2 separate regions of the Homo sapiens genome follow, and region 2 is linked to region 1. A link is an interaction called in ENCODE POLR2A ChIA-PET data of the cell type or tissue named here. Cell type or tissue: PC-9. All regions are shown on one strand.

Region 1 (5,000 bases):
TTGAGCCCCTTTGGCTTGCAAAGAGATGGAGTAACTGCTTCAGCTACTTGCTATCTACTAAGTGTTTCCCTTACTACATGCCTGGCACTGCACTCTCTGTCCATGAGCTTGTTTGAGATGAGGCCCAGAGGGGCAAAGTGACCTGCCCAAGGCCACACAGCTATCAAGAGACTGAGTCATGATTTGGACCCAGGTCAGTTCAGCACCGGAATACCCAGAATACCCACTTTGGGTCCTCTCCCAAGCTCGTTTGCTAGGGTCCCTGGGCCCTGGGAGAGGTTGTAGTTTTCTTTTCAGAGCTCTTCACTTGGAGTTGAGGAGATTCTTTGATGATTTGGTGGCTGGGCTTGAGCTTCCCCACCCGTTTTGAAGACCTCAGAAGTTTGCAGAGGCCCAGAACTCCATCATATGAACCCCTATTAGAGAGGCTGATACAGAGGAAGCTGGAGTGATTCAAAGGGGAGGGAAGAATCCGAGGATCATGGAGAGCCTCAGTGTGAGCATTAGTTTGGACTCTGGTCCTAAGGCAATAGGAAGCCAGATAAGGTTTCTGAGCAGTGGCATGACATGATCCTATCTACATATCAGGAAATAACTTTGGTAACAGGGCAAGCACCTGTTAGAGCAAGGAGACCTATGGAGAGGGTGGTATGGGAGTCTGGGCTGTGGTTGGTGGTGGCTGTCAGGCCTGGGGCCGTTGGGGTAGAGAGGAGTGGTCGGGTATCCAGCTAGACAATGAAGCCTAGAGTATTGAGGTTAGGAGGCTGGACCAGCAGAGAGTTCTTGGAGCCATGTCAGGGTCCCCAGGGCCAGTTCCACAGTGACTGTGCTCTGGGGCTTTGCTTCTGCCACCCCACCACATTGGAGCCAACATATTTCCCACCAGGGCCCCTTTCTTCCTGTTCTCTCCCATGCTGGATTGCCCTAAATCAGCAGAGGCCATGCTGAGGTGGGAGGAAGTTCCAGTTTCCTTAGCCTTAGCTACCACTTGGTATTCTGAACTGGTCTGTGCTGGAGAAAAAGATGTCGGATATTCCAGGAAGAGAGGAGGAGGTGGCTAGTTCATGTTAGGTGGCTTGTTCATGCCTGAGTCCTCCTGCCAGGTGAATATTTACAAACACAGTCACTCACCTGGCAACACCAGCACCACTGATTCCCTTGAGTGCTGTCCACACTCCTCTTGCCCCCGACACACACACAATGCACATCTCTGCTGCAGCCAAGAGAGTCTCTTGGGGTATGGAAGGAGGCAGTATGGCTGGGACCCTAGAGACCACCAAGCCCTACCCCAGGTCAAAAGAGAGGTGTGGAGGTCAGAGGAGGCCAAGGCCCTGTGAAATAATGAGATGAGACCAGACTCCAAGGCCTAGGCTCTGCCCTCCCCATGTCAAAGGCTTGGTGGCTTGGGCTGGCTCTGAGGCCCATGTCCTCAGGGGACCTGGACTCACAGCTCTGCCTTGCAGTGGCTCCCAGGTCTGAAGGGAACCTCAGTGTAAACGCAAGCAGTTCTGACTGAGAAGGTCGATAAGCCTGAAAGAACGAGACCCTCTGGTTGCTGCCCAGCCAAGGTGGGGTACAGGCCCAGCCTCAAGGTCAGAGGAGCTGCCACTGCTGCAAATACCTCCTTCAGGGTGAGCACCTAAGTAGAAGTTGCAAGGAGGAGTGGGCAGCCAAGCCCTTTGCGCACTGCCTTCCATCACCCCAGGTAGGAGGAGAAGGACTCAGCCAGGAGAAGATGGTGAGTTCTTGATGTAAGGCCAGGAAGAAGCCCACCCATGTCCATGGCGAAAGATAGCAAATGACTGGCCCAACTGGCTGGTCCCCTCATACAGGCTCTGGTGGCCCTGCACTTCCCCCAGCCCCTGAACCTGGGCCTGGGCTCTTCCAGGCAGCTGGAGCTGGTTGTCTGTGGGTTCAGTGCCAATGCGAAGGAAAGGATGGATTGTGGGAGTGGGCCCAATGTTGGCAGGGGTTGGGGTGGCCATACCACATGAGGGGCTGGCATTGAGACTGCAGTCTTGGGCTTGAGTCTATGCTCTACTACTTGTTTACTGTGTGCCTCGCTTGCTGAACAAGGTGGCTTCTCCAGTGGAGCCTCTGTTCTCCCACCTTAGAGGGAGTACCTGCAGCTGTTGTGAGGGTCAAACAGTACAGTGTGTAGGAAAAGGCTGCCCAGGCATCAGGAACTCAGGAATTTTAGGCCAAGTCCCCTTCTTCCTCCCACTGAGGACCATGGTAATACCGTGACTGCTGAAAGCTCAGCATATCCAAGAGGCCAGCCTCACAGACTTGTAGCACTGATCTTTGTATGAGATTTTGTGGGCTCAGTGCTTTATTTTCTGCACAGAATATTCTGTTCCCTAAGTGTCCCATGTGCTCTTTCAACTCCAGCCTTTGTATGTTTACTTTCCTCTGCCAGGCCACCCTTTCATCTTTATCTTTCATTCTCAGGATCAATATCACTTCCTGCCAGAAGCCTGCCCTGACTCTCTCGTACCTAAGTCAGGCAGCTTTTCTGGCTCCCCATGTCTGATCATAACACTGCCCATTTCCTCATGTGTCCTTCCCAGGGGACCGAGGGCAGGCCCAACTCTGAGCTAGATGAGAAGAGGGACTGTGTGAGGGTCTGCCAGATGCGTTGAAAGACAGATGGATGACTTGGCTAATCTGGGCTGTGCTCTGTAAAAACTCTAGCATTGCACCGAATGCCACAATATGCAAAGCTCAGAGTCTGTGAGCATCTGCCAAGGACCAGGGACTGGTGGTAATGAGGTATCCTTCCAGGGTTCCCTTTAAAACTTTTGGGGTATACAGCTGAGCCCTCGTGCTAGGCATGAGTTTCTTGGTCCTTGGCTTCTCATATCATTAAGTCAGTTCAGCTCCTTCAAGAAAAATGTCCATCAGCTCAGAACCCACCCTACGAGTTGGTGAGCATGTCTGGATTTTCTACTAAGTAGTGAGTCATTTATCTGATAGGCCTGGCTGTGATTTCATCTTCCCATCTATAGCTTAAGGAAGTAAATGTCCCAAGAAGGCCAGCTAGTCACCTACCCAGAGTCTTCTCCAGAGTGATTTTCCCTGGTGAATCTACTGTGGTCTATAACTTGGCCTCTGCTTTATTATGCAGAAGCTGAATTGGATGGATATGCTAGGAGTGGGTTGTTCCTCCAGGATGGTCTCATAACTGACCCAGCTCAAGGAAGCTTCTGTTAAAACTGGATTTCCAGCTCAGGAGCTCAGTGAAAATACCACACTTGGCTAGAGGCTCACCCAGAGCCTGTGGGTGGCTGATGAGTGTTCCCAGGACTCAGCCTGCTGTGCCATCTGCAGGGCATAAACTCCTTCTGTGGGGCCACAGTGTGCAGGCCAAATCACCTCTGCCCAGTGCTTGTACCAGGCCTGCTCCTGACCCCTTTTCATGTGTCCTGGGCTGAGCAGTCCTCTTGGTTTGACAAGCATATACTTTAACCATCTCTTTAGTCCTCTGAATATGCCAGATGCAGTGCAAGGGGCTTTATATGTCTAAATGGTACTGCCCTCATTTTAAAGATGGGGAAGTGGAGGTTCAGAGAAGAAGGATAGGCTCAACCTTGCATTGCTCATAAGAGAAGGAGAAGGAATTACAACTGAAGGGCTTTTTGTGTGTCTCTGCAATGACTTTGCACATCACTGACTTCATCTCCGGTGTCATGATGTTATGGTTTAACACAAATGCCATTTATTGGGATTTCAGCAGATCTCCCCTCTCTCAGGGGTCAAGCAATTTTTTGGCTCATATCCCATGGCTGCAGAGTAGCCACTGTTGCATTCTCCTTGTTTCCCTTCTTGGAAGCACAGCCATGCTTCCAAAGGCTTAGGGCCTGTGAGGAGGGTGCCTCGGGGTGGTACAGGGCAGCCTTGAGCCCACCCTGCCATCACTGGGCTGGCAGACCTGTAGGTGCCTCTAGCCTCAAGTCCTACTAGGCAGTGACATGAGGGGGTCCCATTGGGGATGCCAGCACCCATCACCTGGCCCACCCTTGATACTTTCCTCAGTTCCAAGCAAGGTACAGAACCCTTGAGCCAAGCTGGCTGTGTATTTGCTGTGCCAACACGGCCTCACTTAGTGGCCGAGAGGAGGATGCCGCAGGCCCCTGGGGCCTGCTTCTCTTTCAGCCATTCTCCAGTGCTTCTCACAGAGACCTTCCCTCTCTCTACCCCAGGGCATCTGCCATGTCTCCCTGATGGGCCCACTGTACCCACTTGGGCTGTAGTGGGTGAGGGTGGCTCCCTGGCTGCCATCTGTGACATGGCAGGAGATGTTGGTCCCCCGGGGAGCGCACACAGCACTCCGCTGAGCCATTTCTCTCTGAGTCGTGGTTTCTCTTCCTACCAGGTTAACACCTGCTCTCCTCTGCCACCTGCCTTGCCTCTGAACACTTGCTGAAGGGATCAGGGAGGATAGCACAGGGCCCAGTTATGGTGGGGCCAGTTGTCCTCTTGGTAGTCGGTGAGGGACAGTGCAGAGCCATAGTGCTCATACAGTCAGATAGGTCTTCACCTTCACATCATGAGGGCTGGAGTATCTGTCAGGGCTGATCTGCGGTCTTTGCCCTGCCCCCACTTCGCTCTCACTCAGGGTCAGGGCCTGGAGTTGGGAGATTAGAGGTAGAGAGGGAGGAGCCTGCATTCCTTCACCCCTGGGCACTGTGCTGAGCACTTCTGCTGCCCTTCCCTCTTCTCCACACCCCAGGAGCAAAGATAAGTAAAATGCTATGACAGCTGTCACACAGGAGAACAGAGCACCCAGGCCTTGAGGTCCAGGAAGCATCATTCCCAGAGCTGCCAGAGCAGTGGCCCTGGAAAATATGGAAGCAGCTGTCAGCCATGGCCCAGGGCCTGAGCGTATGATTCTCAGGAAAAGTGGGCAGGACATCTGACTGTCAGGTGTGACGGCAGAAGGTTCTGGCCTCTTCCTGGGAAAAGCCCTTCTAGGTAGCCAGCTTCTGGGGTGCACTCTG
Region 2 (5,000 bases), 480 kb after region 1:
CCTGGATCAGTGAAATTCAGGGATGTGGCTGTAGATTTCTCTCAGGACATGTGAGAATATCTGGACTTTTCTAAGACTATACACAGAGGTTTAGTGTTGAAAAACTATAGGATGGGAGGCCTAGGCGGGCGGATTACCTGAGGTTAGGAGTTCAAGACCAGCATGACCAACATGGTGAAACCCTGTCTCTACGAAAAATTCAAAAATTAGCTGGGCGTGGTGGCACACATCTGTAATCTCAGCTACTTGGGAGGCTGAGTAAGGAGAATTGCTTGAGCCCAGGAGGCGGAGGTTGCAGCAAGCCAAGAGCATGCCACTGCACTCCAGCCTGGCCGACAGAGCAAGACTCTGTCTCAAAAAAGAAGAAAAGACAAGAAAAACTATAAGAACCTGGTATCACTGGGATATCCACATCTCTAAGCCAGGATAGTGCACAGATTAAGATTCAAGGTCACTTGGAAAGACCAATGCTTTATTGTGAACTAGAAGATGGACTGTACACAGTTGGTCCCTACATCTTTGCAAAGATACTACAGGAGCTCCTATAGGAGCATTGCACTTATATTAGCACCTGCAGATTACTCCCCTTTTAGCTGGACAACCTGAGGATGAGACTGGAGTACACCTGCTGGTGTTGGTTGGAGGTGTTCTATTGCAGGACCATGGCATAGCCTATATCAATATGTAGAATATTTCCATCACCTCAGAAAGTATCCATATGACCCTTTGCAGTCAAGTACCTTCTCCTGACCCCTATCCTATGCCCTGGCAACCACCAATCTCTTTTCTGACCTTATAGTTTTGCCTTTTCCAGAAGGTCATATAAATGGAATCATATAGTTTAAAAAAATATGATGCAATGAAACTTATAAATTAACCAATAAAAGTGGGAATGAATTTAGAGAGCATGAAAAGATAAAAGGAATAAAGATAAAATAAATAAGATAAAACTCTAGAACCAAAATAGGAATGAAGAAATTTAAAGAAGAAACTTATAATAATGTTAACATCAAATATATAAAACCTAAGATAAAATTTTTTAAGAGTAGTCAAAGAAGATAAAAATTTTCAAACTCTGCTGCTGGGCACAGTGGCTCAAGCCTGCAGTCCCAGCACTTTGGGAGGCAGAGGTGGGCGGATCACCTGAGGTCGGGAGTTCAAGACCAGCCTGATCAACATGGAGAAACCCTCTCTCTACTAAAAATAAAAAATTAGCTGGGGTGATGGAGCATGCCTGTAATCCCAGCTACTCAGGAGGCTGAGGCAGGAGAATCACTTGAACCCAGGAGGCGGAGGTTGCGGTGACCCAAGATCACGCCATTGCACTCCAGCCTGGGCAACAAGAGTGAAACTCCGTCTCCAAAAAAAAAAAAAATTTCAAACTCTGACATAACAGTTAACTTTAGGACCATAGCCAAAAGATAGAAACAGCATAAACGCCAAAATAAAAAGAAGCCAATAAAGATAAACACAAAAGGAAAAAAATCAAAATCATAAAAATATACACCTACATACTTATATATTTTTTATATCTCATATGTATAAAATCTTATATATCATATCTATGAGATAAGTAGGTATTTTTAACATTTTATTTATATTTCGTTAAATAAATATATATACCTGTATACTTAAATATGTTATACTTGTAGATACAGAATGTAAATCCGAGTTCAAGAACACCAGTTAGTAACAGTGTTTTTCTACTAGTGGTGGGTTTGTGGGTAGTTTTTATTATGTTTCTTAAACGAACATTTTTATTTATTTAACAAATATTAAGGAGGACGTAAATAGATTGTATAGTTAAAAGTTGAAAAAAAAATTGGAAAATATTTAAAGGAGAGTAAAAGGAATAAACACAGAATTATAATAGATTGATAAGATATACCCTCCAAAGTACAAGATTTCTATAATTTTAATCCATGGGTAAGAGAAATGTCTAACTAAATTTTGTGTGTGTGTGTGTGTGTGTGTGTGTGTGTGTGTGTGTGTGTACATGCGCGAATGTTTCCAATCAGATCCTCGGGAATAAACAAGGAGAAGAATTAAATATCAGTACTGGACCCTTGATCTTTCCTTTCACCTTAGGCTGCCTTTAGATTCCCTTTTGGAGCTATGAATATACCCCTTAGTTACAGGTGTACATTGCCAATGTATGTATCTTAGCCTGGGATAGCTGAAGTGATTTGTCTAGTTATTTGAATTTTAGCATTTGAGAGATTTTTTAAGTGAACACCTAGCCTTTAACACCATAAGAAAAGCCTTGTGAAATGATAGAAGTATTTTTAATTTGGACAGTTGAGGGGAAGATATCCTAACAGCAATTTTTTTTTAGTGTTTCTGCTTTTATTCTTCTAGAAATTTAGAAACGTTTCAAGTGAAATCCAGCTTTTTTTGTGGGGCAGAAGACTATATATAGATTAATTTGGGCATTTTTTTCTAACGTGGAGTCTTCTTATCCAGAAAAATGGATGTCTCCCCAATTTTTAAAAATAATTTCAACTTTTATTTTAGATGCAGGGGGGTACATGTGCAGATTTCTTACATAGTATATTGCGTGGTGCTGAGTGTTTGGGGTTCGAATGATCCCATCACCCAGATAGTGAGCATAATACCCATTCGGTGGTTTTTCAGCCCTTGCCCCTCTCTCCCTGCCCTAATAGACCCCAGTGTCTGGTGTTCCTATCTTTAGGTCCATGTGTACCCAATTGTTAGCGCCCACTTATAAGTAAGAACATGCGGGATTTGGTTTTCCTGACAGCAGTTCTTAACAGGAAAACTGTTTACACTGTTTTATATGGCCAAATGTGTGGCTACACTTCTATGCATTTCCTTCTTGAGAGTTTTCATGTCTTCTGGTCTAAAAATAAAAGCCCTTGGCCCTCAAAGAAACTTCAAAATATAGCATGTACTATAGTGTGGAGGGAAAAAAAGGCAAATCAATGATTCCAGTGTGAATGTGTTTCTAATCAGCATAGATTAAAATTTTAAAGTATACATTAAGGTGTAAGAGTGTTCTTAGATAGAATATTTTCTGCATCTTCAAAGAGTATTCAAGAGAATAAGGAGTACTTCTTTCTAGATTCCTTTTTCTATTTATTTCAGTCTTTTCCATGAGCTGGAAAACTGTGAAATATTGACTCTTGAACAAAAGCATGTTGTCTTTTTGTTAACTCATTCTTAAACAACTCCAGACACACATTTATCCACCACCTACCTTTTCAGTTTCTATATAGGCAGTAAGCGTGTTCTTAAAAATCCCAAGACTTCAGTTACCACCTCTATGGCAACATGATTTCCTAATGCACAGCTCGGAGTGCCAATCTCTTCAGAACTCTGGTGCCACGTTTTCACCAGTATGTTCTTTTGTCAACTCAAGTCACCACATGTTCTCTTACACCTTTCTTTAATATTTCTGTTAAGAATATCATCTGAGGCTGGGTTCGGTGGATCACTTGAGGTCAGGAGTTTGAGACCAGCCTGGCTAACATAGCAAAACCCCATCTCTACTAAAAATACAAAAAAAAGTAGCCACGTGCGGTGGCGCATGCACCAGCTACTCAGGAGGCTGAGGCAAGAGAATCGCTTGAACCCAGGAGGCAGAGGTGCAGTGAGCCAAGATCGCACCACTGCACTCCAGCCTGGGTGACAGAGAAAGACTCCGTCACAGAAAAAAAAAAAAAAAAAAAAAAAAAAAAAAAAAAAAAAAAAAAAAAAAAAAAAAAAAAGGATATCATCTGAGTCCTAGTCAAAATCTGTTATCATCTTTTGACTATCATTTTTAAACTCCCACTTGAAATAAATTGCTCTGATTTTTAATTACTCTTGTATTTAAAAAGCTTTAATTCTTCACTGTTATCTAAATTACACTCTTAATTTTAAATTCCAAGCCTTTTACCTCTAACTACAATGTAGTTTTATATTTTACTGTTCCCCCACTTACACATTCTAGATTCTGCCCCATCACATATGTACGTTATTCCCTGAACATGTCTGCCTTTTCCTAGTCTTGTGTTTTAATCATGCTCTTCTACCCGTAGCTTCATGAAGATGACATTTTCATGTTATCTCCCATGTCTTTCCAACAAGAAGAAATGTCTCCTTCCTTGGAATCCCTCAGCAGTTTTTCTCTCGGACATGTCACTTTTTCTCTCTGCTTTTTTTGGTAGTTACTTGTAAACTTGACATTTTTCATCACCAGAGTAAATTTATGGAGTGCAGAGTTGATGTCTTAAATTTGTATCCCATGGTGAGTCAGGCACAGTGTTGGCATTTAGGAAGTACTCTAGAAATTCTTTTTTTGCACTGAATTATATTTGAAAGTAGAAACCAATATTGGCTTCAAGGAAAATGCAGATCTCTGCTAACTAAAACTTTATTATCCAGGGCAAAAGAGACTTGATTTTGCCTGCCTGCCGTGTTGTAGAGGTTATGAAATGGGTCAACCTGGACTGAAAGATTAACTTCATAGAGTTCTAACCCTGACCAGGAAGACCTAAGAACTAAATGGTCCATGAAAAGGTTAAATGAAATACTAAAGATGGGAATACAGAAAAGAGAGGCACTGAAAGTCTAAGGCTTAACACTTGCCCTAAATTTGAAAATGTGGTTTTTGTAAGTTTGTATAACTCTTAGTTCCAACCTATAGTTCTCTTCATTGTAGCTTCATGTTTATCTAGATGGAAACAGGAAAAGGATATCCTCTGGTGGTTTATTTGGGGAAGGCCGAGTCATCAGAAAATCACCTCAGACTGTCTGCCTCACCAAATTATATTTATGTATACAGAGACACATTCATATGTCAGGAAAAGAAAAAAGTTTCATGCTGTCTTAATCCTATCACCAATATATATATTTTTCCTGGACTTAACTCATTTATCATAATTAAGGGTCTGATATGTCCCAGGTGCTAGGATAAATTAATTGAAAGGCTGGGGATGAGTCTTCTGTGTACCCTACCTTCACGAATACGGAGTGTCTTTTGACCCACATATTTCCAC

Evidence for each region. ChIA-PET counts read pairs that join two places held together with the same protein. Peaks named below come from ENCODE experiments on the same cell type or tissue, not always from the same donor. Only the 100,000 strongest peaks of a DNase experiment are listed, where the experiment ranks them.
Region 2: POLR2A ChIA-PET joins it to region 1 with 13 read pairs; 3 of 35 experiments call an interaction of 5 or more read pairs at or near these places.

What each region holds. Positions count from the first base shown.
Region 1 is chr5:131,994,378-131,999,377 of GRCh38, reverse strand. The region is part of intron 1 of ACSL6 (acyl-CoA synthetase long chain family member 6); the gene reads left to right. Among named protein-coding and RNA genes, the nearest start is that of ACSL6-AS1, 6.7 kb to the left of the region's middle. RefSeq lists enhancers at 3,741-4,284, 4,829-5,000. In PC-9, no CTCF peak of the experiment used is centred here; a DNase peak (open chromatin) is centred at 2,977.
Region 2 is chr5:131,514,775-131,519,774 of GRCh38, reverse strand. All of the region lies in intron 7 of RAPGEF6 (Rap guanine nucleotide exchange factor 6), which reads left to right. Among named protein-coding and RNA genes, the nearest start is that of RAPGEF6, 120 kb to the left of the region's middle. In PC-9, no CTCF peak of the experiment used is centred here; no DNase peak of the experiment used is centred here.